Regions from separate parts of the Mus musculus genome. Here region 2 is linked to region 1. The links are chromatin loops, found by intact Hi-C in ENCODE. Cell type or tissue: left cerebral cortex. All regions are shown on one strand. Each heading gives the region's core, and the rest is flanking DNA. Links, peaks and the distances in the headings are about the cores only.

The links. Peaks named below come from ENCODE experiments on the same cell type or tissue, not always from the same donor. Only the 100,000 strongest peaks of a DNase experiment are listed, where the experiment ranks them.
Region 2: a loop joins it to region 1, with 3 times the contacts of the local background. A loop is called at or near these places in 3 of 42 quality-filtered maps.

The regions. Positions count from the first base shown.
Region 1 is chrX:36,525,207-36,528,126 of GRCm38, reverse strand. No RefSeq gene overlaps it. Among named protein-coding and RNA genes, the nearest start is that of Gm14569, 34 kb to the right of the region's middle. In left cerebral cortex, for the core only: no CTCF peak of the experiment used is centred there; a DNase peak (open chromatin) is centred at 1,027.
Region 2 is chrX:37,073,468-37,076,387 of GRCm38, reverse strand. No RefSeq gene overlaps it. Among named protein-coding and RNA genes, the nearest start is that of Snora69, 8.1 kb to the left of the region's middle. In left cerebral cortex, for the core only: a CTCF peak has its summit at 1,653 (motif pointing right); a DNase peak (open chromatin) is centred at 1,657.

The DNA.
Region 1 (2,920 bases), core at 89-2,588:
TCTAGTTACCTGGGCTTCCTGCTCAGGCTGGGAATAGACACCAACAGAGTATAAGATTGTGATCCTAACATACTCGGGAAATAATGTCAATTTATTTGATGATGTTCATTTTTTTCCTAATGGAAGGTTAAAAGCTATATTTGAGGGAACCTTTTATCATCCTAAGAAATACAATCTTCCAATCTGAAATAATTTTTCTTAAGGGTAACCATGGTGATTGGAAAATCAGAGAGAGAACAGCATTTGGAGATGGCTGACAGGCCATTTTTCTTTGATGCTCTTAGACTAATTTCAGGTTGATTTTCTGTGTCCATTTTCTTCTCTTCTCTTTTCTTTTCTTTTCCTTTTTTTTTTTGTGAGGGAGTAGCTTAGGAGCTAGGCATTGAAGAAACCTTTTAAGATGGTTAATATTGATTGGCAACTTGACAGGATAGAGAATCACCAAGGAGACAAACCTCCAGGCCTGCCTGTGAAGGAATTATATTGAGCAGAGGCGCTAAGATCCATCTTGAATGTGAGAGATACAGTGTCATAGATGGGGGTGGGGTGGGGTCTGCATTAAATGACTTTAACTGAGAAACCATAGTCATCTCTGAGCTTTCTGACTGCAGACACAGTATGACCAACTGCCTCAAACTCCTGTCAGTGTGTCTTTCACTTGCTCATGAATGACTATACCCTCTAACTGTGAGCCTTTCCTTCTCTAGTTGCCTTTTTCAGATATTTTGTTCCAAAAACCAGTTAACAAACCAACCCACCCATACAGGGCACTGCCATGTTGAATACAAGAAACTAGGAAGAAAGAGGTCATGGTGCCAGATCAAGACCCATAAACGGCGACTGGTTGGTTTGAACTCAAAATTAGCTTTTCTAATCTATCCACAAAGTGCTCCCTCTACAGAGCTGAACTAACTCATCAGCTCTCTTTGAAACAGATGGTATTTTTCTCAATAGTTCCTTTGCAATAACTTAGTTAAGGCCCTGCTTTTGAAACATCTCTATGCTTTCCCAGGACCTGTGGGATAATGTGACAACATCTGGTGAGATGCTAGCCATAGCCACAGCTAAATTGTGTTCACAGTATTCTTTCTTTGAGGACGTCAGACACTTTTCAACAAGGATGGGGAAGACTGGAGATTGAAGTGCTCCCTTTTTCCTTCCCAATGTGATAAATCTTAGTGAGTTTTTGGAATTTACTCAGGCCTCACCTCCTGTCCTCCCTTCAAAGGCATCTGGCTTCTTTTTGCGCATTAACGCTCCCTGTAAGACCCCCTAACAGGCTATCACATTGTAGTTGTCTGCTCCAACTGAGGCCCCTCCAAGGGTAAAACCTTATTTTATCTATGTCTACCTTTAGCACTCAATACAAGCCTTAGTCCAAGGAAGTCATTCAATAAAGGCTTATGGAATAACTTAATGGCCTCGTTAAGCACATATCCCAAAGAACAATGGGTCAGTGTATAATGAATGTTCCCTGACATTTCAGAATGTGAAAAATTTTAAGGGACCTAAGGTCAGACTTTGACCTTGATTTCTACTCAGTGTGCATGACTTTTTGTTTCTAACCAAACTCTTCTTTCCATTTCCACTCCCCAGATAAGAGACACACATTGTAACAGCACTGCCATAGACTTGATCCTTTCTTCCTGTAGCTGCTCTGTCCTTCCCCACATCATCTCTGATTCTTTGGACCTCGTTAAGACCTTGCAGCGAGACGTTTACTCTCCTTTGAACACCTTGAAGACTTGTTGCCTGGACAAGTCTTGTACTCAGGGTGGAGCACTCTGCTGGGTTAGTTAGCTTTACAGGGGACCTCGGGTTGTCAGAGCCGAAAGAGCCCAGAAAACTATCTGTTTCTGACATGTCATTGTACAGAAGGCCCCGAGATTCAGAGAGAAGTGCCTTTCCCCAAGTCCCCTGGTTAAATGTTGCAGTGCCCACAGGACATGCAAATAGAGATGTCTAATTGAATAGCAACATAGAAATCAGTATTAGAGTTTGTGGCTTGCCTGAAACATGCCAGTTCTTGGGTTTCATTTGCAGCGCCAGAAAAAAATGAGAGAGAGAGAGAGAGAGAGAGAGAGAGAGAGAGAGAGAGAGAGAGAAGACTTAGGGCAGTTTGGTAACAAGCAAGGATATATTTTTTCCAATGCTACAAGACACACAATTTATAACATACCCCATGTTATAAATTTCCCACAATTCCTAGTGTCACACCCCTAAATCATGAGAACAATTTTAAAAAGGAGCTCACATAACCACAAACTGATTCCTTACAGTTAGGTATGGATAACCCAGAAGATAACCAGACATTTATTCAAGATTCTTTGCTGGGAACAAGTAGTCCAAGCCTACAGATGTTTACCCCCATGCTTGCCCTCTTGGGATGGGTTGATACTTCCCTCCTCATATAAACAGCTCATTCCTTGCCACATTTCCCACTATAGGCATCAAGCTGGAGGATCTCACTACAACTTGGCTCCAGCCCTACAAGGTTTGGCTGTTCCTATCCCTCCTCTTTTTTGTGGATAAGACAAATAAGGAACACAGAGTGCAAGCAATTTGCTTGAGAGCACACACTTAGAGTTCATTAGAGCTGGACTTCTAACCTTCAGCTGTCCAGCTCTAAAATGATTGTTCTTAATCACATCTGGCCTACTTAGGAATGCCATTTAACTGTAATTTCTGTTGCTCTTTATTTTAGAAATGCTTCCAGTTTTCTTTCATCTTCAATGAGAAATTGCTGCATTATTCTGCCAGGGACTCGGCAACCTGGGTTGTACCCAGCTTCACAAGGAAAGCTCTCCTTCACATGGAGAATAGAATGTAAGATCAAAGAGCTTAAAAGCATGTCCTGTGCTCAGGGACCTACCGGTGAAAAGACACCCATGAAATAACGCTAGTGGAATGTGAGTTCACA
Region 2 (2,920 bases), core at 272-2,771, 550 kb before region 1:
CAAGTGCTGGGATTAAAGGCATGTGCCACCACTGCCCGGCTATTATATACACTTAATATATACTGCTGGAACCTTTGAAATGGGGGTGGAAGAGATGGCTCATGGCTTAGAGGACAGGACATCCTGCTCTTTCAGAGGACCTAAGTTCAGTTCCCTAAGTTCAGTTCCAGTGGATCTTCCATGTGTAACGTGTGTAAACTCAAGCAGACACACGCATGCGCACAAGTAAAAACAAAATAAAATAAACCTTTAAGGAAAAAGTTGGCTTCCAGAAGAAGCAGATGCAAGCCTTTAAAGCCACTGAAAAATCAAGCAGGGTGCCCTGTCCCCCCCTCTTAAAATTCTTTTTATTACTTTAAATATCAAAGAAAACCCTAAAATCTAGAAGCATATTTTTTTTAAGGATTTATTTATTTTATGTATATGAGTACACTCTATATGTAGGTTGTGAGCCTTCATGTGGTTTTTGGGAATTGAATTTTTAAGACCTCTGCTCACTCTGATCAATCCCGCTCACTCAGGCCCAAAGATTTATTTATTATTATACATAAGTATGCTGTAGCTGTCTTCAGACACACCAGACGTGGGCATCAGATCTCATTACAGATGGTTGTGAGCCACCATGTGGTTGCTGGGATTTGAACTCAGGACCTCTGGAAGAGTAGTCAGTGCTCGTAACCACTGAGCCATCTTACCAGCCCCACCCCCTCTCTCTTTAGGCTTGATTCTTTCTGCACAGCTGCTTCACTGTCCTTCCTCCTGGCAGAGAATCAGAAATGGATTGAAATCACCAAATCTCAACAGCCAGATTTTGAGAGGAAAAACCCCATTGGCCCAAGTTGGGTCTCATTTCAAGTTGGGTGAAGAGCCAATCCAGAATGTCTCAAGGACCAGGTCTGTATGATCTTGCCTGTAAATAGGCTGGCTTGGGCTGAGCAGGCCTGGGCAAGGGCCTCTGTTACAAGAGACTTGTGTGCTGGCCATGAATCGCCTGGAGAGACGCCTTCCCTCTCTGGTCCTTTGTCATTGGCTGTTTGCTTCTTTCGTTCTCTTTCTGCTTTCTACAGTCATTTATGTTGACATTTGTTTTAAGTCTGGGTATTTTAGAGACCCCAAGGATGCTGACATGTGGGAAAGATGCCATATAGAATAAAAATGGAATAAATTCTGATACAAATCAGTTTATAGATTGTGGGATTTAAAGAAAACATGCTCTCTATGAATTTTTTGCTACATTTATTTATTTCATCATGGTGTATGTGTGCACTCATGCATGTGTGTAATATGTGATATGCCAGGACACACAAATGGAAGTCAGAGGAATTTTTTCTCTAGCATACGGACACCAGTGATGGAAATATTGCCAGGCTTGGCAGCAAGTGCTTTTACCTGTCACGCCATCTTTGATTTGGACTAGTGAGGAGTCAAAACTGAACCTGACATGGAGACACATACCTGCAATTCCAGCACTTGGGAAGTAGAGGCCAGAGGAAGAGGGTGAAGAGTTTAAGGCCAGTCCTAGGTACATTACAAAATCCATAAAAACAGAAAACCAAAAATGAAAAGGGGGCGAACAGTGGAATTAAATGTTACCTCTGTTTAGAGGCGCAGAATGAGTCTCAAGTTGTCATTCGGGGCTGCTACCGCCAGAGGGAGCCTTTGCAACGCTTTTCTGCATTGGCCTGATTTCCTGGTTCTCAGAGACTTGTATTTTAATGGAGTCTAAACAAGGTAGGGAGATGACTGACTGGGTAAAGCACTTGCCGAAGCCACATGAAGGCCAGATGTGTGTAGAGGTTACCCTCTAATTCCAGCACACGGGAGGTAACAAAACCAGGGCATCCCCAGAACAACCTCGCTAGCTAGATTAGCCCAGTTTTGGTAAACTTTGTGCTCAAGTGAGAGTCCTTGCCTCAATAAAGAGGAGAACAGGGCTGGAGAGATGGCTCAGTGGTTAAGAGCACTCACTGCTCTTCCAAAGGTCCTGAGTTCAATTCCCAGAACCCATATGGCAATTCATAACTGTGTGATGCTGTCTCCTGGTGTGCAGATGTACATGCAGAAAAGTACCCGTATCTATATAAATATGGAAATAAACATATATTTATTTTTATTATATTTATCTATATACATATGTAAATAAACCTTTAAAATATTTAAATATTTAAAATATTGAATAAAATTAAGAATAATACAGGGAAAATACTGGGAGAACAATTAAGAAAGACACAAGACACAGCCTCTGGCCTCCCCATTCTAAGGCACACATACATGTGGACTTCATATGTGCACATCCACCCCACACATACACAGACAAAAAGAATAAAGCAGTCTTAGGATCGTAGAGGAATATGGATGTAGGATATATGGGCATCCCATCTCCTCTTCTTCCTCCTCTTCCTTCTTTTGATGGGATGCAGGACCATTGTGTATATAAGGACTCTACTACTGAGCCACACTCTTCCTAGTGTCTGTATCTCCTGCTCCCAGGAGTCACCTTAAATGAAACCAACCTCTCTGGCTCTGGCTCTGGTTCTGGTTCTGGTTCTGCTCCTCTCCCCACTTTCTCTCTCATGCTTTTTCTCTCTGCCTCCTTCCCTCTCTAAATCCTGTGTGTGTGTGTGTGTGTGTGTGTGTGTGTGTGTGTGTGTGTGTGTGTGTGTCTGGCCTTGAACTCCTTGTCTTCCTGCCTTCACCTCCAAGTGCTAGGATTTCAAGTAGCCACTATTCCTAGCTAAAACTGAGTTCTTTTGGTCAGTTTTAACAACTTCTATAAGTAAAACATATTGAGATTGGGGATGTAGCTCTGTTGGTAAAATGCTTGCCTAGCGTGCATGAGATGGTGGGTTGCATTTTCAGCACTGCATAAACTGGGCATCGTGGTACACATCTCTAATCCCAACACTTTCGAGGCAAACAC